Linked DNA regions of Homo sapiens: regions 1, 2, 3, 4, 5 and 6 are each linked to region 7. Evidence: chromatin loops called from intact Hi-C (ENCODE). Cell type or tissue: IMR-90. All regions are shown on one strand.

Evidence for each region. A loop is a pair of places that touch in the nucleus more often than their neighbours do. Peaks named below come from ENCODE experiments on the same cell type or tissue, not always from the same donor. Only the 100,000 strongest peaks of a DNase experiment are listed, where the experiment ranks them.
Region 1: a loop joins it to region 7, with 4 times the contacts of the local background. A loop is called at or near these places in 5 of 110 quality-filtered maps.
Region 2: a loop joins it to region 7, with 4 times the contacts of the local background. A loop is called at or near these places in 3 of 110 quality-filtered maps.
Region 3: a loop joins it to region 7, with 2.7 times the contacts of the local background. A loop is called at or near these places in 14 of 110 quality-filtered maps.
Region 4: it touches region 7 in a loop (2.1-fold over the local background); 2 of 110 quality-filtered maps call a loop at or near these places.
Region 5: a loop joins it to region 7, with 8 times the contacts of the local background. A loop is called at or near these places in 16 of 110 quality-filtered maps.
Region 6: it touches region 7 in a loop (6-fold over the local background); 4 of 110 quality-filtered maps call a loop at or near these places.

What each region holds. Positions count from the first base shown.
Region 1 is chr2:14,830,392-14,834,391 of GRCh38, reverse strand. It overlaps a transcript of NBAS not described here. Among named protein-coding and RNA genes, the nearest start is that of LRATD1, 200 kb to the right of the region's middle. In IMR-90, no CTCF peak of the experiment used is centred here; no DNase peak of the experiment used is centred here.
Region 2 is chr2:15,040,721-15,044,720 of GRCh38, reverse strand. It overlaps a transcript of NBAS not described here. Among named protein-coding and RNA genes, the nearest start is that of LRATD1, 410 kb to the right of the region's middle. RefSeq lists silencers at 702-996, 1,470-1,670 and enhancers at 1,046-1,546, 1,547-2,047. In IMR-90, no CTCF peak of the experiment used is centred here; DNase peaks (open chromatin) are centred at 1,710 and 3,020; H3K27ac peaks cover 2,341 bases.
Region 3 is chr2:14,426,234-14,430,233 of GRCh38, reverse strand. No RefSeq gene overlaps it. Among named protein-coding and RNA genes, the nearest start is that of LINC00276, 27 kb to the right of the region's middle. In IMR-90, a CTCF peak has its summit at 2,086; no DNase peak of the experiment used is centred here.
Region 4 is chr2:14,755,327-14,759,326 of GRCh38, reverse strand. No RefSeq gene overlaps it. Among named protein-coding and RNA genes, the nearest start is that of LRATD1, 120 kb to the right of the region's middle. In IMR-90, no CTCF peak of the experiment used is centred here; a DNase peak (open chromatin) is centred at 2,196; H3K27ac peaks cover 485 bases.
Region 5 is chr2:15,575,046-15,579,045 of GRCh38, reverse strand. No RefSeq gene overlaps it. Among named protein-coding and RNA genes, the nearest start is that of DDX1, 15 kb to the left of the region's middle. In IMR-90, a CTCF peak has its summit at 1,768 (motif pointing right); a DNase peak (open chromatin) is centred at 1,745.
Region 6 is chr2:13,191,753-13,195,752 of GRCh38, reverse strand. All of the region lies in intron 1 of LOC105373436 (a long non-coding RNA gene), which reads right to left. The region is part of intron 1 of LOC105373484 (a long non-coding RNA gene); the gene reads right to left. Among named protein-coding and RNA genes, the nearest start is that of MIR3125, 460 kb to the right of the region's middle. In IMR-90, a CTCF peak has its summit at 1,628 (motif pointing left); no DNase peak of the experiment used is centred here.
Region 7 is chr2:14,632,700-14,636,699 of GRCh38, reverse strand. It overlaps LRATD1 (LRAT domain containing 1), which reads right to left and starts at 3,983. Exons shown (of 2, transcript NM_145175.4): 1 at 3,763-3,983; 2 at 1-2,756. The coding sequence starts at 2,720. The coding sequence ends at 1,842. In IMR-90, a CTCF peak has its summit at 2,134 (motif pointing right); no DNase peak of the experiment used is centred here; H3K4me3 peaks cover 1,728 bases; H3K27me3 peaks cover 1,926 bases.

The DNA.
Region 1 (4,000 bases), 200 kb before region 7:
TGAGAGAGCACTCAAAATGGAGACAATGCCACAAACATAGGTGCAGAGGCAGATGTGTTACACAGCATTATATAAATGTGATTCCACAGCAAAGATGGGGTTGTTCAGTATTTATAAATTTCGGCTTTATGTTGGAAGATTGATTTTTTAAATAAGTCTGCTGTGTCTGCAGTTAGGCTATTCAACATTCATTTTGACTACAACTTGATGGGAGCTATTATTTTCCATTGATTATTTTTATTCAATACATGACAGAAAGACCAGATTCCTAAACTGGCTGCAAAATCATAAATATTTAAATCCAAGTTATTTGCCATGCAGAGATATAATCAAGTCATGATCGCTAACTTATATGTTTGGTGACTTGATTATTGATTTTTACAGCTCTAATCTGAATTCTGTAGTAATTCACTGAAATGGCTTTGAGGAGACTGTTCTTGTAATATTGCAGAAAATAGTCCTTCATATATGTGGATTCAAAGAACAAAGGTCTAGAAAATAGCAGATGATCATTTTGCATTCACATTTCAAAGAACAAGTGATTTAGAAAAAATTTGAGATATCGTGTAGCTTAATCTTGTAAATACTGTTTCAGATGATGAAACAGTCTCGGGGGTCAGTTGACATATTCAAAGTCATATAGCTAATTAGGGTCAGGACTAGAATCCAGGTCTCCTACCTCCCAGTCCAAGGCTTTTTCTTATTCTTAAGAATTGTAATACGCACATAAATGATTCAGAATCTTAGCTTATATAAGGAATAAGGAGACAGTATCCTACTGTTCTTTGATTTATCTGGTACAGATATACAGACTGTTTATGAAATGAATAGTGATAATAATGACAGTAAGAGTTTTTACTTATTGATCACGTATGTACCAGGCTCTGTCACAGATACTTTACCTAACATATTTCTAGTCCTCACTATAACAGCATGAGGTAGGAATACTTTATAGATGAGAAATATTTCTAGATGAGTCTCAGAGAAATTTATACACATTGTCCAAGATCTGTCACATGTGATCTCTGATCCGTTATCTATAGTTTCAGAATAACCTCATGTAACTTGGAACCCCCCAACCCTGCCCTGGCAAGTGGGAGTCCATTATGTATCGGTATGGACTTGGCTGCATATGACTGCTTTCAATCTCAGTGGGTCCTGTTACTAAGCCTTAACTTTCTGCTTATTTACTTTGATGGAGAGCTAGAGGCTAGAGAATTAATGTGGAGGGTTATTGTGTTCACTAATTTTTGATTAATTTAACAAATGTTTATGAAGTTCCTACAGTCTTAAAGATTCTGAGATAGACTTTGAAGCCTCAAAACAAGAGGCAGAATGGTAAAGAAATACGTGCTTTAGACAATGTCTGCTATTCACTAGTTCTGGGACCTTGGGCAACCTTCTGAATACCTGCATTTCAGTCTCTTCTTCTGTGCCATGGGAGTCATAACTATCCAACGAGGTTATGGTATAGAACAGTGGTTCTCACCTGGAACAATTTTGCCTTCCATGGGACATTTGGCAACATCCAGAAACAGTTTTGCTTGTCACAAATGGGGAGCAGAAGCTACCACAAAGCACAAAACAGCTCCAAACAACAAAGTCAAAATGTGAACAATGCCAAGGTCGAGAAACCCTAGTGTAGAATCCATGCAATAATATGCATGTAACGGGAGATGTATTCGCCACAGTCATGACTCACAGAAAACTTCCCAGCTGGTTCTAGGCAGTCCTATTTCAGTAGTGGCTATCCCCTCAGAGGCTGCCTATCCACTTTCCCTCTGGTAGAGTATCCCAGGAGGCTGGGATCATTGAAAGGGTGTTGTCCATAAATGGTGGAGCGATGGCACAGAGAGTAGGAGGAGTGGTTCTTAGTGGGTGAAGCATAGCTCTGAGTCAGCCTGCTCACAGATCCCTGAATTTTATAATGGAAGATACTTCTTTCTCCCACTATTGGATCAAGGACTGTCTGTCATCCTTCCCTACCTAAGTTCACCTTCTACTTCTTCCCATTCCTTACTCAGCCTGCTCTACCTGGTCTTTGTGAGAAAAGAACAAACATAAAAACAAACAAACAAAAAACACTTGTACCAACAAAGTAAAACAAATAAAAAGCAAACATACATAGGGGTCTGTCCTTTTGCTATTTAGCCAGGTGCTCCTTCTCTGTTTAAGTTCTAAATGGGTGACTGAATACACCATGAGAGCCTGGGGTGCAGGTGATACAAACCCTCTGGGAATTAGAGAAGGGTGGAGGGTGGGGGAAAGAGGAGGAAGAAATACATAGGTGAAAACACACAGCCATGACCTTGAAATAAAACAATAGCAGATCTCTCATTCTAGGCCTGACCCAGACTACTCGATCACTAGCACTTCCTGATTTCCTTCACTCTGAGTGATGCCTAAAGTGTAGCTGTCATGAGTCATTGACTGATTGGCTAGAAAGAAGTTTACAGGCTTTTGATTCCAGGTCTGTCCCCATGTGACTATTTCATGTCTAATGTCTATGGAGTATCTACAATGCACCAGGCATGATGTGGAGCACAGATATGAATTATTATTTCACTTACACTTCTTTTAAGCCCTACGATATAAGCATTGGTATTATCTTCATGTTACCCATGAGGGTACTAGAGTTAAGAGAAGTGAAGTGACTGGGAACAGGATTATACTATTGGCGGGTAGTAGAGCTAGGGCTTCATCGAAAGCAGCTTTACATAAGAAATGATGCTTCTAACCACTAGGCTGCACTAGCTTCCTTGATTTTGGTCTCCATGCAAATAATAATTTAAAGAAGGAGCATTCCAACATTTATATAAAACAATACAAAGTAAGCATCTGAGGCAAAGAAAAATTGCATGACTATGTAATATATTGCTTAGCCTTCCCCTGCATTATTAAGTAGTGTCAGGAATAGAAATTTTCTAAAATAAATTTTGTGCTTCAACACAATTCAAAGATATAATAGTTTTCTTTGACATTATTTCCATTCCTTACTTAGCCTTTTCTGGATTCTACTTTTTTAATATATTATTTTATCCCCACGAATGAGTAATAAATTATAGTAATGATCATTGAGTTACTTAAAACAGGAAGTTTCTGTCCATTATTAGCTTTCAAATGTTGTATAATTTCAAATAAGATGAGAGTTCTGAAATGACGATTTAAAGGCATGATGTTTGAAATGCAATTATTTTTAGAGTTTGTGTTTAGGACTCATTTTGAAAAAAACAAAACAGAAACGACTCACCAATTTTATAATAGGTTTTATTTTGGTAGTTTTCCCCATGTGGCACAAAGCATGATTTCAGGTAGGGCTACTGTAGTTGGCTTTGCAGGCTGTGGTCTTCACATGGTGGCTTCCAGGCCGTGGGCAATGGTGTCCTGGGGCTGGCTTATACCTCTTGTGAGAGCTGATTATGAGCCTCACTTCCCAGCTCCACATTCAGTGATATGAACTCAGTAGCTTAAAATTGGCCATGGTGGCAATATTTATACCACAGAAATGGGCAAACTGTGTAAATCAAGGAGCTGGCTGTCAGACAGTTATCAGCACACCACTGGACACAGTGGGGAGGAGAGTTGAAAAACTAAACCTTAGCCCTTGCTCTGCTCAACAAGCAGGCACAAACCCTCATCCCTGATTTGGGGATGGATTGGAAGGGGCTTTGTTTTTCATTCATGCAAAGCTGCCCTCTACTCACAGCTGCACGCTCACAAGGCTCTGGTTCCAGGAGGGGTTTCTTCTACTCATTTACACGAAGGCAACAAATGCTCCAGCAGCCAACCCTGAGTTTAGGACAGTCGTTCGCAAACCTGGTGGGTTATCCTACAATTTTTTAAGATGTAGATATTAGGACTTTTGATGGATATTTATTCGGTTTGTGCAACATCCAACAATGCTGCTCTTCTTCCTAACTTGCAAAACCAATTTTTTCTGGGTGTTTACTGACCCAGGGGAGGGCAAATGTATCTCCAACTCCAGGGGTTAATCATGAGT
Region 2 (4,000 bases), 410 kb before region 7:
AACCCTCACAACCATTCTGTGAGGTGAGCAGAGCATAGATTATAACCCCCATTATGCAGAGGAGAAAACAGAGTCTTATCTAAGTGACTTGCAGAGATCTGAGTCAGGTCAAAGACTTTGGAGTTTCAACTCATAGAGTCTCCTCATGTTCCATGGCCACTCTAGGAAAGAACCCTGACATTCTAGTTGTTTTGTGAAATCTTAATTCTATACTCTGCTGAGCCCCTTGTCAGTATGCTTTCCTGCAGATTGTGTTTATTTTTCTATCTTATGAAAAACCTCATTAATAGGTTTTGCTGTTCATTCTTCTGTGTGTGTAATGTCAATAGGCTTGAGTATAGCTGAAATAATTGGACCGGGGGGTTTCTGAGCTGGGAGTTCATTGTCAAGTCAGCTGTCGCTGATTCTTTATCAATGTGAGAGAACTCAGCCATGCAAAGACCTTTCCCTGCTACTTACCTGCAAATCAGGCAGCATCAGCATATTAGCAGGTAGTCTTACAGAATGCAAATTCTGTCATTTAGAATCTAAGTAATTGGAAGCACAACTGGGGAATTGTCTAAATTGTATATTTAAGCAAAAAAAAAAAAGTTTTTAAGTTTTCTCTCTGTTCAGCCTAACCCTTTATTAGTAAAAGTCCATGTGAAAATTTGTTTTCTCTTCTATGAACTTCATTCATTGATTCATTCATTTATCCATCCAGTCAATCAGCATTCATTATTCGTCTGCTCTGTACCAGGTACTGGCCCATGTGCTTGGGAATAGAAAGGTTACTAAGAGGATCTCTGCCCGAATGCATCAAGTTTTCAGGCAACAGACAGAGCAGGGCTTTTTACAATCCCCGGGAGCCCTGGCAGGCTAGTGTGGGGATGAGTCAGAAGGCACCCTCCAAGGTGAGATGCTGAGTTGAGTGCTGAGGGTGGGCTCACTGGTAGAGGCCCACTGGTTCCTGGCAGAGCTAGACTTAGAACCCAGGTTTTCTAATTGCTGGGAACATTTTAATCCCTTAAACCTTCAAGGCCTCCTTAGCAAAGAAATCCTGGTGTGATTAAGGGGGAGAGGGCAGGATTAGACTTTCTGGCACAGCAAGTGAAGGCAAAGGCTCAGGCTTACCATAGCACTTGGAGGCATGTGATGCTGTTTAAAATTACTGAGGTTTAGGAAATCACAGCAAGGGGCGAAGAGTCAGGCAGATGCCAGAGCCAGGACAGTCCTGTGTCCTGGCCAAGATGGTTGGACCTTAGCTTGCAGGTCATGGATGGATATGGATGGGCTTTTAGCAGAAATGTGACATGCTCAAACCTGACTGTTAGAAATTTCCTATGAAAGACAAGATGGGCTAGGACAGAGACAGGGATAATGGAAGTGGCACAGCTCAGCCTGAGATCCTTGGAAGGTGGAGGCAGCAGGACTAGGAGCCAAGCTAAACGTGCAGGGGTCCAAGACGCACAGGGAGGCAATGTCCCGGTTTTTGGTGCCCACAGGCTGTGTGACCTTGTGTAACCTCCAATTCCTCATCTGTCAGATGAGTCTAGTGACTCCTACTCTGCCTCCTCACAGATTACAGAGATGACCCAGTGACTAAGCGAGGAAGGGTGCTGTGTAAATGGTAAAGTGCCGTTAAGTAGGATTTGTTATTATTATGTAAATCGGGGGTTGGAGAACTATGGCTCATGAACCAAATGTGACCTACTGCCTGTTTTTGTAAAGCAAGTTTTACTGGCTGGCAGCCACAGCCGCTTGTTAATGTTGTTGTGTATGGCTGCCTTCTTACTACAAGGCAGAGTCAAGTCGTTGCATCAGGAACCATGCAAAGTCATTGCATCAGACCGAAGTCTGAAATATATACTAGCTGGCCTTTTACTGCAAAAGACTGCTGCTTTCTGGTTTAAGTCATGGGCTGTGGTTTTGCCAAATTTAGTTATTAATTGGTGTGTGAAGATTCCAGAATCTCTCCATTTATGGATTTGAGTCCTGTTAGGCAGGCAGCCAGGGCTCTTTTGGGTGTCTATCTTCCCTTGGACCTGGCAGTGAATGATTTCTCCTCTAAGAAAGGGGGCAGAGTGTCTTCACAGCCCTGCCATCCTCATCTCTCATTGAGAACACACAGGGAATATGCTAGTTTCAGTCTGGGTCATCCCTCAGAAGAGATGCAAAGAAGACCTCGCCAATGGGCTTCCTGTGAATTTCTACCTAAGCCCTTGGTGTGCCCTTTCTTCTCTCTCCTTTCCTGGTAGTTATTTTAGCCTGATTGTTGTTCATTTCACTTATTTTCCAATTTCCTGGATCGATTTTGTTTCTCTACTTCCTTCTCCCAGCAATTTTCATTCTTCTGTTACAGTTAACAGCCTCTGTAATAATAAGTAGAAACCAGACTAAATTATGGTCATTACTGCCCAATGCTTAGCTCCAAGCCAGCACATGACGTTGTCACTTTTGGGGTTCAAACTACCCTTGACATCTCTTTGCATTTCTTGCTCTGAGGATGGCAATTACGCACTTACAGGCAGAGAAGAACGGAGGGGAAAGGCCACTGGCCACCTAGGTTTGCCTCCTTCCTTGCCATTGCCTTTCTTACAAAAGAAACCAATTTGGACTCCGTTTTTACATGAGGCCTCCAGCAATCCTCAGTTCCAGAAATATCAGGAGGATTTAGAAGCTGCATGTGCTATTAAATATTGTCCATGTTGAAAGCAAATAGAGGAACATGTGAAGCACAAACACGTATCACCTTCATTTCTCACTTCACTTTGACTCGCTAAGACGAAGTCTGCTCCAAAGCCTACTTGGGAACGTGTGCTCTCAAGCCTGAAAATGGCCCCATCCTCCCAGGCCTTATTTCCATGTAGTAGAGAAAAGGGAAAAAAAGAAAAGAAAAAAATAGAACACCAAAGCCGGCAGAGCCCTTGGAAGCAAGGTGGCTAACGTTTCTCACAGTGCAGATGGTGCAGAGGCCCAGATGCTATGGAAACAAGCACTGGACAGCTGCCGGGTAGAGTGGCGGAAGATTTCTTCACTTGTTCAGTATCTGTTTGCTTTTTCAACTGGTGTACAAAGAGTACTTACTGCTGTCCTGAGATAATTCCCAGCACTGGATAGCCTGCCCCACATCTGAGCCACAGGACCATTTGTCTGTCCCTGGCTGACTTTTCCTGCCGGCCCTCCCCAGGCATTTGGCCTGGTTTGTTTCCCTTTCAGTTGCCACTCTCCCCCTTGGGGACTCCTCCACATGCTACAGAATGGGATCCTGCCACTTCATCCTTCAGGCACTCCCACCCTGCAGCTGTTTCTCTTGTAATGGTTTTTCTGGAAAAAGACACAAATGTAGAGAACAGATGTGGGTGAACAAAATGCTCCTGAATCTCAGAATTTGCAGTTGTTGGCCCTGGTCTGTGGCTACCGACTCCCTTGGGAGAGAGACCTCAGATGTTCTCATGGATACTGGCTCACTTCTTCTATTCCTGAGGTGGTCCTTGAGCCTCCCCCATGGGACTCAGCTCTCCCTGCCTCCATAAATGTGGACCAAAACTCCCAATAGTGGTGAGATGTGCTCTCTCCTCAGGGGACACAAGGTAGCTCCGTCTGGCTTGAATGAAGAGTGATGTGAATATTGGAATAGAGAGTAACCTTGTGCAAAGGGGAGCTCCTATTGAAGGATTGTGGGTAGGGGCTGATGTGATCACAGTTGAGCTTTGGTGAATTTAATCTGCCAGTGATGTGTAGGTTAGATTTGAGGGGATGAAGCTGGAGAGGAAAGTTTAATTAGGCAGTAGCTCAATGCAAACAAACTGATGAAAGAGGAAAAAAGTAAACTGATTTTACCGCACAGGAAGGCAGAGATAACCTCAACCATCAGGGATTAGGCAATGTACGATGGGGCCTTTGGATTAACTGTCACGGAATGACTTAGGGACAAGTGCGAGCACTGGGATTTATGGGTAGCAAAGTCTGAAGGAGAGCAGCCCCTGTGAAGGCCACCTCCTGGACCAAGGGCAAGGGT
Region 3 (4,000 bases), 210 kb after region 7:
AGGCTGAGCTCAGGTGGTAATCCTCACTCGCCCACTGCTCACTTTCTGCTGTGCAGACCAGTTCCTAACAGGCCAAAGACTGGTACCAGTCCATGGCCTGGGGGTTGGGGACCCCTGTTTTACAGGAGCTCAGGGCTCAGGCAAATTTCAACATTGTCACTATGTTTGGACTGATGCATGATCACTGTGTTGCTGGGCACACTTGGCTCCTGGGGGTGATGCTGCTCTTGCCACTGCTCTAGGCCCCAGAGGCTGACTCTCCTCCTGTCCACACACCTTCCCAAGTATGGAAGAGAAATTTCCATTGATTCAAGGTGCACAGCTGAGGTCAGGCTTTGCATTTTAGTAAGAAGTATATTGAAAGTTTGGAGAAGAAGGACAGTACATCACAGAGAACAACTCAAAACAGTCACATCTGGTCATCGTAATTTTAAGTCCAAGTTTAAAGCCAGACTACACTCTAGTTAAAGGTGCAAAATGCGAGTCTTCATTTCCTGTCCCAGCATCAGCCTTTTCACAAGATGATACAATTGAATTGTCCTCTTACTTAAGATAAAAATCCAGTCTTAGAGAGTAATCTTGCCTTTGGACAGGCACCAAGTGAAGCTATTAATATAATCAACCTAACAAGACTACACTCCACAATGCCACATATGAAGTGTCTCATGTCCAGTCAATATTGAGCCTCATCTTATTCTTTTCACAGCACCTTTTCCAGGATAAGAGAAAAATTATGGTGTAATAGCCTTCACCTTACTAAAGTCCTTTCCATCTCAGTGTGCTACTCCTGATACCATCTACCCAGAAAAGAACATACAAAACCCTCTAAGAATAAGAAATTATTTATAGACGCCATAGTCTAAACCCAGACAAAATAACATTCATTTTCACAGAGACAATAAAAAATATTTCCCAGAATATTCTGCTTTCACCTGGTGTCTCCCAGCTGGGTCAGTTCTGTTTATCTTTCCAGACTCAGGTTAAATATTCTTTCCTCACTTAAATTCATCCTAACTCCACATTTATCGGTCCTCTTCTTACAGATCCTCATAGTACTTTTCACTGACTCATTGTCCTTCATACATTTATCATCATTAATTATTTGTGTAATTGTTGCTTATTTTTTCTGTCTCCTGTAGTAACTGGTGAACACCATTAGGAGTAGGTCAGACTTTTTAACACTCTAACTCTCCTGGCATAGAGAGGAGGTTCCATAAATATTTGAGTGAAAATCTGTAGAGAAAATCTTTGATAAAAGATACATCTCATTTTTATAGAGGAGAAACAGAGAAGTTCTGGGTCTAAGACATCAGTATTCAGGTGGAAGATGACCTCTGGCTTCCTAAAAACAGCAAGTAAGACCTAACTTATATTGCATAAATATATGGCATGGTTCTGTGTTTTCTGTTTTTCCCCAAAATAAAGTCATTACCTGCCTTAAAGGTAAATTAAAGTCTCCACTCTTGAGTAGTTGAGAAAATATGCAGGAATCTACAAAGTGGCAGTTTTTTCAGCTTCTATACCCAACATGATATTTAAAGTAATAGCTTATTCTCAGCCAGGGTTTGAGGTTATGTATGTTATTTTCAGAACTAATGATGTATAGTGTAATGTAGTGTAATTTGAGCTCTTCAAATGATAATACCTGTATTTATACTGTGATTTACCATTTTCAAAGCAATTTTACATTGGCTCATTTAATCTTCATGAATACTTTTTGAGGGAAAATAATAAAAAAAAAACTTGTACACCCATTTTAGAAATGAAGAAACTGCAAACCACATCCATTACCTAACTAACCCATGACCACACAGCCAAGAGCAGCACTGGGACTCCAGCCCAGTTCTCCTGACTTTAACTCCAGCATACTCTCCGTGATTCTCTGGCTGCTGAGTCAACAGCAAGGCGACTTGGCCTATTTCTATCTTAGTTTGAAATAGTTTGTGTGTCTTTGGCCTCCTTTTCAAAATGAGAGCCATCAGTTGGGTTTATCTCAAAGTGAATTTTGTTCTTTGGCACTGGACCTTCTTTTCTAAAGGATAGTCATATTTGGAAAGGATCTCAGCAGTTATTCAGTCCAATGCAACACCCCCACCATGTGGCTGTCCAGCCTAAACTTGAATATTTGAAATGATGGAGAACTCACTCCTTTATACATGCCCATGTATATAAATGTTGGCTTGAGATTTATGACAACTCATGAGATAAATACTACAATTATTTTTACTTTATAAAAAAGGGAAACTGGGGCACACTGAATTTAAAGAATTTGCCTAAGATTACAAATCTAATAAATTATAGACTGAGGATTTGGCCCCTGTCAAGCTAACTCTAAAGCCTTCTTGCTAAATGGCCATAGTATGCTGCCTGTGTATCTAGGTAGTATATCTCAACTGTTTCAAATGAGAGTAAAGCCTTGCAAGTATTCTGATGCCAATTTGAATGCACATAGACGTGTGTCCAAATAGATGGGGATTAAGGAAAGGAACACATTATTTAGAGATTTTGGTTTTGGCTTTATTCACACAACTTGGCTGTGGCAGTGCAGGATTCATCACATCCAAAGGAAATGTATTGGCAAAATGCTTCCTTCTTTAAATGCTCCAAACCATTCCATGGTGATTCTGGAAATTATCCCTTTTGGTTTAAGATAGTAATTAAAATCAAGAGTGGAGATCTAGTTTCATCCCAAACTGTATTTAAATTCAGAGGCACACCCTCCAGCCCTGTCTTCAATGTATTTATCTTTAAAACTGAACGTGAAGTTCAGAGTACACAAAGAATATCTTTATATTTCTCAATATCTGATTCAGCTTGGCTCATGATCCACCCTTTTTTTTTTTCCGGTGCAGAAAACTAAATCTCACAAGTTAAGGTAAATTTTCCAAAATCTAATCTCATTTAAGTAACTACTTCATCAAACCCATTTATCTCAGTTCCTCCCGCTTCCTTCTTTTTCCTGTGGCAGTATCAGGGTTTGGAAGCTCTTGGCCTGGAGTGGGGACAGGGTAGGATGGGAGGTGGGCATGTAGTCCCAGCCCATTGTGTATTTTTGCAGACCACTACTGAGCTGTGTCTCATCCTGCCAGGTCTTGATCATCAGCCCTGCTCCTGAGAGAGCTATATTGTCTGCTGGCCTGATTCACCATGGTCTCCAGTTGTAACATACTCTGTCTCCTTCCTATTCCAACCTGGAGGGCTCTTCTCATCTGCTTGCACTTCAGACACTTTCAGATGCTCCCCTGTGACAGTTGGCACTGCAGGAGACTCAAAGATAGTTTCTTCAGGTCTTCCTGTAGCTGTTGCTGCTCTACCCAGTAGCTAAGTGGTTTGTGATATTTGCAGGCCATAGCCCAAGGAGAGAGAAACTTTCTCAGCTTTGAGATCCTCTAAACTTATTTAAGGTTTTCTTTTCTTTTTTTTTTTATTATACTTTAAGTTTTAGGGTACATGTGCACAACGTGCAGGTTTGTCACATATGTATACATGTGCCATGTTTGTGTGCTGCACCCATTAACTCATCATTTAACATTAGGTATATCTCCCAATGCTATCCCTCCTCCCCCCACCCCACAACAGGCCCCAGTGTGTGATGTTCCCCTTCCTGTGTCCATGTGTTCTCATTGTTCAATTCCCACCTATGAGTGAGAACATGCGGTGTTTGGTTTTTTGTCCTTGCGATAGTTTGCTGAGAATGATGGTTTCCAGCTTCATCCATGTCCCTACAAAGGACATGAACTCATCCTTTTTTATGGCTGCATAGTATTCCATGGTGTATATGTGCCGCATTTTCTTAATCCAGTCTATCATTGTTGGACATTTGGGTTGGTTCCAAGTCTTTGCTATTGTGAATAGTGCCTCAATAAACATACATGTGCATGTGTCTTTATAGCAGCATGACTTATAATCCTTTGGGTATATACCCAGTAATGGGATGGCTGGGTCAAATGGTATTCTAGTTCTCTCTACCACCCTTCATTCCCAAGGTTTTGACCCCAAA
Region 4 (4,000 bases), 120 kb before region 7:
TTGTCAGATCATAAGCTTGTCAGTTCAAACTCTGGTCCTGAGTCATCTCTGTTCCCTTTACAGAGGCTGGCTCAGGCTACGTCAGAAGCCAGCTGGGTGTGTGGTAGGGCAGCTGATCTAAATCAAATGTAATTAACTATAGCATCTCTATTATGCTTGATGGGGTTCGGGCTGGGGCTAGGGTAAGGCAAGAGAGGCACCTAGCATGCGAAATCTACAGAAGCACTTGCAGGACTCTGAGAGCATCTCCTTAAATTTTACACCCTAGGCATCTCTCTTGCCTTACCCCAATCCTGGCTTTGGTGAGTGAAGTGGGAAAAGCATGGCAGTCTCCCTTGAAGAGGCATTTGCTGGACTCCTTTTGCAATGATGGTGTACTCTTCTATTGTGAGGATTCTTATAATCAATTGAGAAGAGCCCCCTTGCCTCTGCTGTTGTTCTCTTATAGGTGTACTTCTGCAGCTTCCCTCCTTATCCTAATCCCATGGGGTGGAAGGTAGTCAATTAGTCAGGTCCAGGTTTGGCAAGGGCTTTGGACTTCATTCCTAGTGGAATTGAAACACTTCACAGTTGCTGACCAGGAAGGCAACATGATTTGATTTGCATTTTCAAAGATCACTCTGGCTTATGTGTAGCCTGGATTGTTCACGACCCAGAATTCTGCGTAGCACTATCCACCCCCCACATATGTAACTACCTCTTTTAGACAAAACACAAATGTTTGTAACATACAGAGTGTGTAGAGAACTCCTCAGTTTGTAGATATTCATGTATTTTTTTTCTTGGCTAGAAACTTACCTTTAACTTGTAAAAAAGGTTCTGATTTTTGTTTGGAGCAAACATTTATGATGCTCTTAATAAGAGTTGTAAATTGTCTCCTTTTCCTCCTCATTGGTCATCAAGTTCATAGCACTTCCATGCTGTTTTACATGCACACGTTAAGTATTTTGGTTTTGGCTGTGCCCTTTCCCAAGAAAATTAAATGTACGTCAAGTGGCTGTAGGAGCAGGTGCCATTTCTTTGGATTTCTCACAGAGGAAAACATGTTATATATGGGTGTTCAATTTTATTTGATGTTTGGAATAGCAAACATCTTTAGGGACAAGAACAAACTTTCACAGACCTTGAACATTATCCAATATAAAATCCCCTCTTGGGGACTGTGATCTCTGGATCTTACTGCAGCCACAGTGGGGAGCCAGCAGAGATGGGTTTGGATGCCCTCCTGAATATGTTCCCCCTTCATAATCGCCTTCTGTAAACACCTCAACCCCCAATCTTCTTTTCTTTCTCTTTTGGTCTAAGAAAGTAAGTTGAGCAAAGCAAAACTGAGTTATTTGGGTGGTAAGAGAGGAGTAAGGGGAACAAAAGGCATATGTTTTGTGTGTGCATGTGTTTTAATTTCTTTCTGTGATGGAGATGAGTTTACCAAAGGGTGAGGCTTCTACTCTAAGATAGTGGTTATCTAACCAGGTTGACATGATCACCTGGGGAATTGGTTGAAAGGACAGTCCCAGTTGGTTATGGGATTGAATTGTGTACCCTCCAAATTCTTATGTTGAAGTTCTTCTAACCCCCAGAACGTCAGATGTGACCTTGTTTGGAAATAGGGTCTTTGCAGATATAATTAGGAAAGTTAGTTTACGGTCACACTAGATTTAACTCAGCATGACTGGTGTCCCCAGAAATAGGAAATTTGGAGACAGGCATGCACTCAGGGACAATGCTTTGTAAAGACCAAGGCAGTCATCATGGTGTTAGAGCAGAAGCCAGTGATGCCAAAGACCGCCGTGACCACGGTGAGGGGAGAGGCCTGCGGGATGAGGGGAGAGGCCTGTGGCAGAGGCTTTCTCACAGCCTCAGGAGGAAATGAGCTGCAGACATCTTGATCTCAGGCTTCCCGCCTCCAGAACTGCGAGACAGGTTTCTGCTTTGAAAGCCTCCCAGGGTATGGTGCTTTGTTTCAGCAGCCCCAGCAAATCCATACACCCTGAGCACAATCTCTGAGGCCAACCATCTGAACTCTTCAGGAGCCCTTCAGTGGCATATGAGGATGGGGTCGGGGGTGGTGTCCATTCCTTCTGCCCTGGCTGCTGTTCCCAGGCAGCTGCAGACACCCTCACATTGGAGCTTCTGCATCCTCCCTGACTCACTCAGTGTTTTCAGAGGTCTTGTGGGATGTGTGGACATGTTGCAACCAGCAGATGAGTCAGTCAGTCAAGATGAGATTGTTCACTCATTAAAATAGACTTCGTTGACATTCCTCTGGTTACCAAGAAAAAAAAAATGCTTGTGTACCATCCTACTACATAATGTCATGTACGAAAAAGCAAACGTACCACTTTGTTCTCAGCACCCAGTTTCCAAAGTTTGGTAAAGACAGTAGTATTTCTAATTTCAAAGAATTTGAATGTACTTTGAAAACTTATGGCTTCCTGGGTTGCTAGTTAACAACAAATGCCCATCAATCAATGACTGAGTGGATAAAGAAACTGTGGTATGTATATATGATGGAATACCACTCAGCCATAAAAAGGAATAGATTAACAGAATTTGCAATGACCTAGATGAGATTGGAGACTATTATTCTAAGTGAGGTAACTCAGGAATGGAAAACCAAACATTGTGTGTTCTTACTGATATGTGGGAGCTCAGCTATGAGGACACAAAGGCAAAAAGAAACTGCTCTTCATTTTAAAATGTCTACTAAGGCATTTAGTATTCTTTCTGACAAACAAGTCCCACCAGGCCCACTTTTGTTTCCTGTAGGACTCAGTAAGCAAAGGAGACAAACTTCTTCCCAGACAAGGCCAGTTAACAGTGTATACATAGAAACCGAAAGCTGGAGGGAGCTTTTAATTTTTCTTCTGGCCAATCTGACCTCTGAGACCAGGCTACTTGTCCGACAGCACTGGCTTTGCCATAGTTATCATTGCAGAGTCTTTTTTCGTAAGTCTGTCTCAGCACATTTCAGCATTCTTTGACTCACCCTTTAGGCTGGAATTTATCAGACTAGTTCTGAGCCCAAAGGTGATTTTTTTTTTTCTGCTAAAAGTTTGGTAAATTTCTGCCCAGCCATTTTTATCCTGCTGAAGCATGAAACAGAGTTATCATGTTCTGAAAATTGTTTAGATGCTTTCCACCCACCTCCAGCCACATAACAGGAGCTGTTTTCCCTTTTCTTAAGCAAAAATTTTCCATGGCCTCTTCTGAGTACAAGAACTGCCTCACTGTGACACTGGGAGATTTTTTTCCCTTGCCTGAAGCAGCCCAGGAGAAGGCGCATGGGCTTGGTAAAAGGTAGGCTTGAGTTTGAGTCTCACTTTTCCAATCACTAGTTGTGTGATCTTGGGCAAGTTATTTAACCTTTTAAAGCTTGGCTTTCCTTACTTATAAAATTGAATAATAAACACTTTTCAGACTGATCTTGAGTATTCGAGTTTATATATGTAAAACGACTCAGGATGTGGTTCTCAAACCTGTATGCCTGGAGAGCTGTTTTATGTTTCTGTTTTTGTTTTAATGGACTTTATTTTTCAGAGCAGTTTTAGGCTCACAGCAAAATTAGGTGGAAGGTGCAGAGATTTCCCACACACTCTCTGCCTCTACACATGTACAGCCTCCCCAGCTATCAACAACCCCCACCAGTGTGCACTTTTGTTGCAATGGATGGACCTACACTGTCACACCATTATTACCTACAGTTCATAGTTTACATCAGGGTTCATGTTAATGTTAATGTTCTGTGGGTTTAGACAAACATATAATGACATGTATCTACAGTATAGTATCATACAGAGTATTTTCACTGCTCTACAAATTTCCTATGCTTCACCTGTTTATCTCTCCCCACAAATCTGGCAACCACTGATCTTTTTACTGTCTCCATAGTTTTGCCTCTTCCAGAATGTTGCAGTTGGAATTATATAGTACGCAGCCTTTTCAGATTGACTTCTTTCACTTAGTAACGTGTATTTTTGTTTCCTCCATGTCTTCTCAT
Region 5 (4,000 bases), 940 kb before region 7:
CAGTCTGGAAGGGTCAGAGAAGGGATTTTGGAGAAGATAATATCTCAGATGAATATTAAAAGGTGGATTGAATTTAATTAGATGAAGAGGGGCTTATGGGGGAAGAAAGGAGGGGAAGCTTTTCAGGTAGAGGGGACAGCATGGAGACTTACACAGTGGCAAGAAACAGGATGGTGTACCCTGATGTATTAATCATCCAATGCTGCATTACAACCACACCAGAACTTAGTGGCTTAAAACAAAAATATTGATTATCTTACATTGTTTCTGTGGGTCAGAAATCCAGGAATGACTTATTACGATGGTTTTGGCTTAGAATCTCTCATGAGGCTGCAGTCAAGATGTCAACCAGGGCTGAAGGATCCACTTGTGAGCAGGCTCCCTCATGCACCTGGTGAGTTAGTGCTGGCTGACAGAAGACCTCAGTTTTTCAGCACCTGGACCTCTCCATGGGGTTCTTGAGTGTCGTCACTCATGGCAGGTGTCTACCCCCAGCAACTGATTCAAGAGAGAGGTTGCTGTAACCTCTGAAGTCTCACACCATCATTTCCACACTATCCTGCTGGTTACACAGGCCAGCCCTGTTCAATGTGGAAGGCACTGCATAAGTGCATGGACACTAGGAGGCTGGGGAATGGGGCAGGGGTGTCATTTTGAAGATTGGTTACCATACATAGAAATAAAAAATATTCCTCCATTCCTCACATGTCAAGTTCAAAATTGAAAAGTAGACAGAAATAATGCTAAAGAGTTTGGACCTGAGCTGTATCGGGGGAAATGTTTGCTGATCAAGGTTTACTCTGGGAGGTCAGCGGGCCTCAGCCTTCAGTGTGCACCAGAATCACCTGGAGCTTGTTAAAACAGGATGTAGGAACCTCCTCCTTAGACTTTCTGATTCAGAGATCTGGGGCTAGACCCATCATTTGCAGTTCTCACAGGTTCCCAGGCAACTTGTGAGTACCATGCTAATACTCCTGGTCCAGGGACCATGATTTGAGAACCACTGTGGTGGGTGGGACAGATATTAAGCAAGACAGTGAGATGATCGTATTTCCATTTTATAAAACTCTTCCTGGTGATTGTGTGAAGAACATATCTGTGTAGGCACAATTACAAGGCTGTTATTGCAGCAGTATATATAAGATGTAATTGAAACTTGAATGAGGACAAAGAAATTGTGTCAGGCAGGAGAGGACAGGTAAGAGAAATACCATTAACATGCCAGGATTTGATGACTTGTTGAATTTAATGGGGGTAGAGGGGGAGAGTGAAGGGAGAGTAATGAGAGGAAGAAAGGCGTTAGTGCAATGCGCAGGTTTCAGTATGGATAACTGGGTGAGTGATATTAGCATCAGCTGGGAAAAATAGATTACAGGAGGGGCAGCTGGTTGGTAGGCACGGGTCTGTTGAGTTCTGTGTGAATATCATGGCCAGCAAGTAGTCTGCTATGTGAGACTGAAACCTGGAGGAAGTACTTTGGGTTGAGATAGAGATTTGAGAAACCTCAACAAATAGGTAGTGACCCTGGGAATTGATGAGCTCACCCAGAAAAGAGAAGAGCAGGGAGTGAGGACTGAGTCGTGGAGCTGCTTCTCACCCTTTGCTGTGCATGAACATCACCTGGGGATTCTGTTAAAATGCAGATATGGACTCAGCAGGTCTGGGACGGGCCTGAGATACATCCCTAACAAGCTCCTCGTGATGCCAAAGCCACTGGTCTGAGCAGCACTGTTGTAGTAACAAGGTGTAGAGAACCCAAGCACTAGGGGGCAGTGTGGTGCAGAGAACAGGGAGAAGGCCCTAGAGGATGCAAGTAAAGTCAGAACTATAAGGACAATTCGAAGAGTCTGTTATTACAGAAACCAAGAGTATAGACATTCTGGAAATTTATGGGATGATTAGCATTATATGTTGGACACGTTAGTGGAGTAATTAGAACCCAGGTTATAGTAGGTTAAGGGCTAAATGAGAAGAGACTACTAGTGAGCATAGACTCCTGTTGTAAGAAGTTTGGATGAGGTGAAAATAAACTAGATGGAAATGCAGGATGGATGTGGGGGTCAAGGGATGGCTTCATTTTTTTATTTTTTATTTTTGAGACAGTCTTGCTCCGTTGCCCAGGCTGGAGTACAGTGGCACAATCTTAGATGACTGCAGTCTTTACCTCCTGGGTACAAGTGAGCCTCCTACCTCAGCCTCACATGTAGCTGGAATCACAGGTACGTGCCACCACACCCAGCTAATGTTTTTGTATTTTTCTGTAGAGACGGGGCTTTGCCATGTTGCCTAGGCTGGCCTTGAACTCCTGGGCTCAACAATCCACCTGCCTTGGACTTCAAAAGTGCTGGGATTACAGGCATGAGGCATCATGCCTGGCCAGTTTTTTTAGTCATGAGAGAAACTTGAGTGTGTTCACAGGCTGAGGGGACATCGCTAGTAAAGAGGGAATCTGCACAAGGATGCCCAAGATTAAGCCCAGCTTCAGAGAAGAAAGAAGGAATTACGATGGGTGAAGGGAATGGTTTCAATCAGGAGAAAGAGAGAAACTTTCTCCCTTAGCTGTGGGTACTAGCACAAAAGAACTGGAAGACTACAGTGACAGCGGTGTCCACAGGGACATCTCAGTTTGTGTCTCCCAGTCCAAAATTCAGCCCTAGAGAGACAGGGACTTCCCTTTCAGTCAGTGTGCAAGGGCAGTCAGGCCCTTGGAACTGGCTTAAATTAATTATGTCCACTTAAAGTCTTAAGCTCTATACATTTGGAATGGAAAACTTTATTTCTTATGATTGCTTGCAACCTTCAGGCTGGGAAGTGGAGCCTCTGGCTGAGATCAAAGCCTGCACTTTAGGCTGGGTACGGTGGCTCATGCCTGTACTCTCAGCACTTTGGGAGGCCAAGGCACGTGGATTGCTTGAGCCCACGAATTTGCTCAGCATGGGCAACATGGTGAGACCCTGTCTCCACCAAAAAAACAAAACAAAACAAAACAAAAACAAAAATTAGCTGGGTGTGGTGGTGTGTGCCTGTAGTTCCAGCTACTCAGGAGAACCACTTGAGCTCAGGAGGTCGAGGCTGCATTGAGCCATGATGGTGCCACTGCGCTCCAGCCTGGGTGACACAGTGAGACCCTGTCTCAAAAAAAAAAAAAAAAAAGCTGGAACTTTGAGGGAGGAAGGGTAGACAGGAGTTTTATGCTAAATGGGTTGGCTGAACATACATATTTGACAGGTTATAGGAGTTAGGAATATTAATGAAAGGGGGATCACACATGAGTGTGATAAGCAAACATATATGTTACATACATCCCATGTTGACTTTGCAGTGGAGATGTATCATTAAAATGCAGTAATATTAGACTCCATATGTCAAAAGGAAATGTAGGACATGAAGCTGCTTTGTGCACAGTCTGTGTAAACTGGCCAGAACCCTTCCATGGTGGACGGTCATTCCTTCAATGGAAGGGGTGCTTTGGTCAGCTGTCATGTCAAAATCTTGAAAAGGGAGGAGAGTCTGGCTGAGACACCAAGCAACTGGTTGAAGTTGATGTCAGTGGAGAAGTTTTCTGTTCTTTGCTTTCCAGGGCTGGTTTCTGTTTAACTCTTAAGTAGTGGTTAGTGAGGAAGGGGACACACTGAGGCATGACCAACCTCCCATCTTGTCTCGGCCAGGAAACAGTTTTGTTTTGTTTTGTTTTTGAGATGGAGTCTCGCTCTGTCACCCAGGCTGGAGTGCAGTGTCGTGCTCTCAGCTCACCACAACCTCCACCTCCTGGGTTCAAGCAGTTCTCCCTGCCTCAGCCTCCCTAGTAGCTGGGATTACAGGCACCTGCCACCACGCCCAGCTAATTTTTGTATATTTAGTAGAGATGGGGTTTCGCCATGTTGGCCAGGCTGGTCTCGAACTCCTGACCTCAGGTGATCCACCTGCCTCGGCCTCCCAAAGTGCTGGGGTTACAGGTATGAGCCACTGTGCCTGGCCAGGAAAGTTTTTAAAGATTTTC
Region 6 (4,000 bases), 1.4 Mb after region 7:
TTTTAAAGGTCTTGTCCTACAAATGTTTCAAACAACTTTGTATCTTGACCTATTATTTACTATTCAGATACATTATTTTATTTTAATTTCATTGTAACTTATTTCTTTCCTGAAATCTAATGTAGATATGTATATGAAGAAGTTGGTTAAAACTATATTTTCATACTATCATAGTACATATGTTTATATTTTATGTATATAAATTTTCTTGAGACAAGCGAAGTTGTTTTTTTATTATTTATATGTTATCTAATAATATTTAGGTAAAAACAAATATTTGATGAATAATCATTATTTTCAAGTACTTGCCTATTTTGTAAATTAATCTAACTACCAGTTATTGTAAATTGCACAAATATATCATTACTCATTTTAAGTCCTCATCTGGATGTCATTTCTCATACCAAGTTTGCTCCTTGGAATTGTCTTAACTCTCTTTACAGAAGAGTTTCTTCCAAAGCCTTAAAAACTTTCTATCAGAAAGAACATCGTCTGTGAAGTCTTCCTAGTGGTTGATCACCACATTCATTTAATCTATTCTCTATTTAGCTCTCATAGCACAGTTCATCACAAAGAGTAAATAACTAAAAATACTTTCTGAATTTCGGTCAATGATGTTGTTTTGCATAAATAAATTTGCAAATTTTTTGTTTCTCAGTAATTCTATATATAGTTCCATCTCACATCAAGAGTAAAAGTGAATTTGTTACTTATCATAATGGCATTTCTCAAAATATTTAATGTACCGAAAATTAAATCAAATAATAATGTATACAAATTAGTTGTTGATACACTTCTGTTGCATTTAATGCAAACTACTTGAGGATCTGTGACGATCCTCAAAAGGCTGAAAGCAAATTAAAAATCCATGACCTTATCAGAGTGTTGGAAGAAAAAAAATCATGGGTTTTAAAGTCAAATTGTCATTGGTGTGGTTTTGAGGAATTACTTAAACTCATGAGGGAGTTATCTCATCTGTAAAATAAGAATCACGAATAAGTCCTCCTTCTTTGTATAAAGATTACTTTTCTCTCCTCTCTGCTAGTCTTTGAGTTCATCCAAGCCATTGTCTGAAAGTTGCATCATCCCCATCCCAGTGCAGAATTTAACACCTAAAATTGACTCAACATATGAGTGAGAAAAAAGGCAAATAATGAGATTTTTTAATGCCCATGAAGAGGAAAAAGTAATTCGTAGGTCTGATACCATTAAGGAAGGACTCCCAGTAAATAGGAGTACTGAGCTTGACACCAGAGTGTGTATGGGACTGAAAAAAAAGGAAAGAATATTTCAGTTGTGCTTCCTCTAAGCCAAACGTAGACCTTCGTGGTAACTACATGAAAGCATCTTCGGCGTGTAAAAGTTCATAAAATGTTCATTAATAAATGTGTTTATGATGAATCTTTCTAGATATGTCAAATCAGTGCAGGACATATGTTTGTCTAGCCTAATGAGTAGAAGTTCTTTAAATTTCTGATCAGCATGCCTACAATGCCAGGATTAAAAAATAGTTAGAAATTAATTACTTAAAAGTATTCTTTGCCTTTTCTTTTTTTCTCCATCTCTCCTATTTTGAATCAATTTGAAACAGAAAGCATAGGGAGAGAATGTTTCATAGGTCATTGTGCCCTCTTGTGGTAATTCGATTTGGCAGATAAATACTGAAGAATCAGGCAGGAAGACAAGAGGCTGCTGGACCCTCTACCCATCCTGCCTGCAACAGATGATGCTCCTCTAGGCATGAAAGCCAAAGTAGCCACTAATGCATCTGAAACTACAGGTACATGATAAAGAGAGAAATTTGACAGAACTAAAAAGAGTTCAATTGTACCCACACTTTCTGAAAAAGCATTTTGTTTTTAGAAGCTGCATAACCTTTGGCTAGTTACTTAATCGTCCTGAGCATCACTAGCCTCTTTTTGAAAATGAATATATTCTCCTGTCCAAACAATTCCATAGGAATTCTGTAAAGATGTCATAGGTTATTTTTTATTAAAGTATTTCGTTATCTAAATGAACAAAATAAAAGGGCATATGATTACTATATTTCGTGGTGCATACTATATATATATATATGCCATAAAAATGTGTAAGTTCAAATAAGATGCATTTAAGTGTATTCATAACTTGCATACACATTGGATATTGAATATCCAATAGCATAACTTTTTTATTATTGACTAGAAATATTGATAACTTTTAGCACAGAAAAATATTAAAGTTGAGAAAATAAACTACTGTATTTTGTGTACAGTTATATCTACTGTTAAAAGAAAGGCTTTAGACAAAATAAATTTAGCAAAGCCTATTTTAGCAAATTTATGAATCAAACAGCACAAAGAACCATGAGAGGTTCAGACAGCTCCCCCCAGCGCATGGGAAGGCAGTATTTATAAACGAAACAAGGAAGCATATACGTATATAGCTTGTGTGGTTGGTTGCAGCTGAGTGTTGACTTTCTTTATGCAGGGTGTGATGAGGCATTTGCCTTATATGGACATGGCCTGAGCAGTTGGCAGCCTGTGATTGGCTGAAGCTTATCTCATGTAAGCGACTGAGACACAGCTACTTGTTACAAGATTATATTCTTAAAATTAGGCTGCAGTTTGCTACAAATTGATTCAAGAGAAGAGGCATTAGGCCACATTTAATTTAACACTACCTATCTACTCCTTCACTAAATATATACAAACCAAATAAAACAAGAATTTCAATTCAGAAAAAACTATTAATTTAGCAAAGAAACATTTAGGTAATTATAACATGTGTTTTTATTTATTTATTCAGCAAGTGATTAAAAATAGTACGGCAGTCTCTGCTTATCAAGGGTTTTGTTTTTCAGGGTTTCAGTTACTGCTGTACAGTAAAAGAAGATATTATGAGAGAGAGAAAGATACACCATAGTCACGTAATTGTTATAATAATATGTTGTAATTATTCCATTTTGTTACTAGTTATTGTTGATCTCTTATTGTGCCTAATTTACATATTAAACTTTATCATAAGTATGTACGGGGAAAAGCATAGTGCATATAGGGTTCAATACTATTTATGGTACTATTCTGGCATCCACTGGGTGTCTTGGAGCATATATCCAAGGATAAGGAGGGATTACTGTACCCTTTGTGCAAGACATTAGTCTTGGAGTAGGGAAAACATGGTGAGTTCCCACATGAAGCTAATGTTTTAGGAAATAAACATAAATAAATAATTATAAGTGTAAAGATAGAACTGTGGTAAATGCCAGAACATGAAATATATATGTATGAGAATGTTTAATAAAGAACATTTTATTAGTTCAGAAAATCCTGAAAAAGTGACGCCTGTGCTGAAATCTAAAAGAATAACAAACATTAGAAGAGCAAAGGATTAAGGATGGATTTGGGAGAAAGAGAAATATTATAGGAAAAAGCAGTTTTTAGTGGGGGGAAATACACATTGAAAGATTGAAAAGATCAGAAAGTCAGAGAAAATAATGGCTTTAGACAAGCAGGAAAGCTCAGGCTTTAAGAATACTTTTATTTTAAGACTTGTTCTTTTTATAATTTTAATTATATAGTTTATTCCTGGAGTTCTGTAAATAAAAAATAATTTCAAAAATCAGCTGAAATAAAAGAGGGAATTCAAAACAACCTACTCCACCCCGACACACATTTGCACAAATGCACACTCACAAAATTACACTCTTTTATCTGTTCATCGAGTGTAGTGGATTTTTTTTTTTTTTTGAGGTGGAGTCTCACTCTGTTGCCCAGGCTGGAGTGCAGTGCTGTGATCTTGACTCACTGCAACCTCTACCTCCTGGGTTCAACTGATTCTCTTGTCTCAGCTTCCCAGTAGCTGGGACTGCAGGCATGTGTCACCAGGCCAGGCTAATTTTTCTTTTTTTTTTAATAGTAGAGACAGGGTCTCACCATGTTGCTCAAGTTGGTCTCTCGAACCCCTGACTTCAAGTGATCTGCCCAACTTAGCCTCCCAAAGTTCTGGGATTACAGGCTTA
Region 7 (4,000 bases):
AATTGCTTGCAACAATTAGCTAAACAGCATTATTTGACAAATTCCCTTGAAAGAGACATAGATGCTATTTAAGTGTCTAGCACACTGAATCAAGTAACTATCAGTTAGGCTGGGGCCGCAGCTGGAGGGAGGAGAGAAGTTTACAAATCCTTGTCCACAGAAGGTGTTTCACACCCAGCCTTAAGTTTTTGAAAAACACACATTTGTCCTGATCCTACAAGTTCATCATCCCTGTTTTCAGGAAGAACTGAACTGTGGAACTGGCCAAAGAGGAGGGGGAAAAAGCCACCAACTCTAGATTCATTTTTAAGGAGATCAGGAGGAGAGGAAGAAAAATAGAAACGCGTATGTGAAATGGTAATGATATACAACATGGAGAAAAAAATAAACATCGTGGAACCTGCTAGCAATTTCCACCAATTTCCACCAAAGCAGTGAACCCCTTAACTGACAGAAATTCAGTACAATATACACATTAATTAACAACTCCACCATTACTAGGGCTGCTGTTGAAAGCCAAAAAATTAACTACAATATTGAAAAACAGAATGCTTACAATATCTGAGAAAAATAGAGTGAAAAGGCAATGTTAGCTAAGCTCTTAGCTACATCCACTCTTAATGGCCCCCAGTATTTAAACTATCATGGATTAAAGCCATGAAAATAAAAATTTCAATTTGAAATTTTATTAGCCTGTTGCTAAAATGGTCAATAAAAACATCAACACGATAGGCTTTGTTGACATAGTTGGAAAACTGCTCTCTCATTTTTAAAACTTTATTTCCACTTCCCCAGCTTTGAAGATTTCTATGTTAGGAAAAGCCAAACTAAATATACTGGCTATGGTGTTGTAACAATGCTGGTTTCTGGAATGGTGCCATGTCCTCCCCCTCCCTCTCCTCCAACTCCTTTAAAAATATGACTATTTTTGAAATGCAGCCCGAGGAGGGAGCAATCAAGGGTTCAGAACAATAAGCGCCCTTCACACATTCAAGTTCCCAGACACCAGGTGAACGAGCGAGCTCCTTGTCGGGGGCGGGGCCGGCTGTCCTCACCGAATTCGCAGCGCCATCTTCCTCCCGGGACCGGGCCGGCTTCCCTTCTGCCAGCGAGGGAGACTCGCAGGCAAAGGCGGGTGGGGGTGGCGTTCGCTTCCCACGGTGGAAAGAACCGGAGGCAAACACTGTCTGGCTTAGCCCGCAGCCTGGAACACAATGTCAGGAGACCTGGGGCTGGAGAGCTGGAAAAGTCCCGGGCAGCCTCAGGATAACCCGGAATCCCGAAGTGCTGTCTTGGGGAATTATTCCCAAGTGCACAAGGGACAGGCTCGATTTCTTGGAAATCCTGCGATCTGGGGACGCATCCACAGAGGAGCTGAACTGTGCCCTGTAGAGACCAGTTCTCGCCTCCGACCGGTCTGTGTGCGCACGCTCGGGGCGGTGATGGTCCCTTTTGAGAAGAGGGTTGTTTTCGAGTCGGGCCACAGTCACTGGCCATGGACTCGCGGGGAAGGCCATGTCCTTTCTCCCCTCAGCCCCTTCCCCGTTCCCGGTTTACATCTCAAGGGGAAAGCGCACGCGGGGTCTCCCAGCACCGTCACCACCGCTGTGGCTGTCAGCCAGGCGCTCGCAGCGGCGCCCTTTCGGCCCTGGGGCAGTTCCTGAGACTTCCTGCCGCTGGCTTGGGGATGCGGGGGTGCAGCCCGGGCCCGGGCCACCGGCGGCGGACGCGCGTGGCGGGGCGGGGCAGAGGTTGAGAACCGCTGACTGCGAAGTCCGGGTGCGGGGAAGGGAAGGGAGCGAGGTGCGGGGGAGGCAGAGGGGCCGGCAGCCCCTAGGCGGCTACTCCTTGTCGTCCACGAGGTCGGCGAGCTCCTGGAGCACTCGCAGGCGGCCGCTGGCGTCGATACGGCGCTTCTCGCGGATGAGGTCTTCCAGGCTGTGAAACCTGGCGGTGTGGACCTTGTTCTCTCCCAGGTGCACCTTGAGATAGTACTGCTGCTGCGGGGGCTGCGTGCCTGCCGGCACCTCCCCTCCCGCCTTGAACTCCCGCTTGCCAAAGCGGCACCAGGCGGCGAAGCTCTCCGAGTTCGTCCAGCAGATCTCCTCGCTCTTGAGGCCCAGGTGGCCGCAGGCGTTCTGCACCACCAGCTCGGCCACCAGCGGGCGGTAGCGGTACCAGCTATTCACCACCCGGCCCACGTTGGCCGCGCCCGCCTCATACAGGCTGTCCTGGCGGATCTCGCCTTGGTGCAGGTGGATGATCTGCCCGCCGCCCACGTAGACGGCCCAGTGCGGGGCGGGCGCGGGCGGCTCCGGCGCGGGCTGCAGCCACAGCAGCTCCAGCAGGTCGCCGGGTTCGCAGAGCGCTGGCAGCGCGGTGACCGCGTAGACGCTTAGGTCGGCGCCCTGAGGGCCACCGCTCACTTTGGAAAAGATGCATTCCTGGCCCCGAAAGGCGGAAAACTGAGTCTCGTTGAGGACCAGCTGGTGCAGCAGGTGGTGGTGGTGGCGGCTGGGGCTCTCCGGGCAGGGGGTGCAACCCGGGGGGGCCTTCACGCCAAACTTGTCGGGCTGCCCGCGTTCGTCCAGGTCTTCCTCATCATCCGAGAAGAAGTAGGCAACCCCGACCCGCAGTTCGTCCTTTTCAATCCCCGACGGGTCCCCTGTGGGCAACTCGCTGTAGTTGAGGTGGGTGATGCGGTCCAGTTGGTTGCCCATCAATGAGGTGGCGAGGCGAGGGCCAGGAGCGGGGATCTGCGGAGGCACAGAGAGGCAGAGACACCGTCAGAGTCCGGGCTGCCCCTTTCGGTGTCCCTCCCCAAGACGTGCAGTGCCCCTGGGACCTGCCGGCTAGCTTACGTGCCCTCACCGGAGTCACCCTTTCCAGCCGAGTCCTCCGTGCCTCCCCAGGGGTACGAGGGGCGGAGAAGCCGCCACAGGTCAGGCGAGAGCAGACGCCACCACACAGCCTCCGACCCCTTCCGGGAACTCGGTCCAACTCCCAGAAGAAAACACCCAGGCTGGCTGGAGAGCTTGCGGGGTCCCGGTGGGGAGGAGAGTGCTGGCTGTGGCAGTGTGGGAGACGGACACCCAGGAAGGACCGAGGGGTGGGCTGAAAGGGAGAAGGGAGCCTAAGGCCAGTGAGCTGGGAGCAAGCTCCCATTTCTGTCCCCACCCTCTCCAGCCCACCTCCCAGTTTTGCACTAGGTTGCCTTCCTCCCCTTACAGCGGCTCGCACAATGACAATCAGACACATTCTCAGGCATTCACTTGACACCAGCAACATTTTGGACACTTGGGAGTCCAGACACTGGCAGCCTGGTATACTGGTGTATGTCACATACACCCACAATGACAAACCTTCGCGACGACACACTGGCACACTTAGACCCCACACATTCGTACACAATTTCAGCTCCACGCTTGCACGCTCGCCGTTGCACGTACGCCCAAGCACCCGGGCACACCTGCCCTCACAGGCAGGTGCACTCTGCCCCTTACTTCTCTTGCCTTGTCCCCATCAGGGCCAATGGGACTGCGCCAGGGCGAGGCTGCTCTGTCTAAAATAACCTAACAAAGAGGCAGGGGAAGGATGGAGAAAGCCAGTGCAGTGTATGTGTGTGGGTGTGGGTGGGAGCGTGTGTGTGTAGAGAGGTTCACTTTTAGCCCAAAGACCCCTCTCCCTCCTACCCAGCACAGGATCCAAACAATCGGATGAAGAAAAACCGTTTCCAAGGCAAAGAAAGCCGCTTCTCCCTACCCGTGATTTCCCTGCTCCCGAAACCCCAAACTCCTTTAAAGTCTCCTGGTCCCCATGGGTGCTGAGGAAGCGGCGGTGGCGAGTGGGTCCTGGGCTGCGCGTGGGGCTGCGGCTCCGCTCTACCCCGAGCCGAATCGTGCGGTGCGGCGCCCGTGCGCCTCCAGGTCTGCGCTGGCCGGGGCGCCTGCTCCCACTGGACAGTCCCGGCTCGGCTCTGCTTTCCCACCGCCGCGCCGAC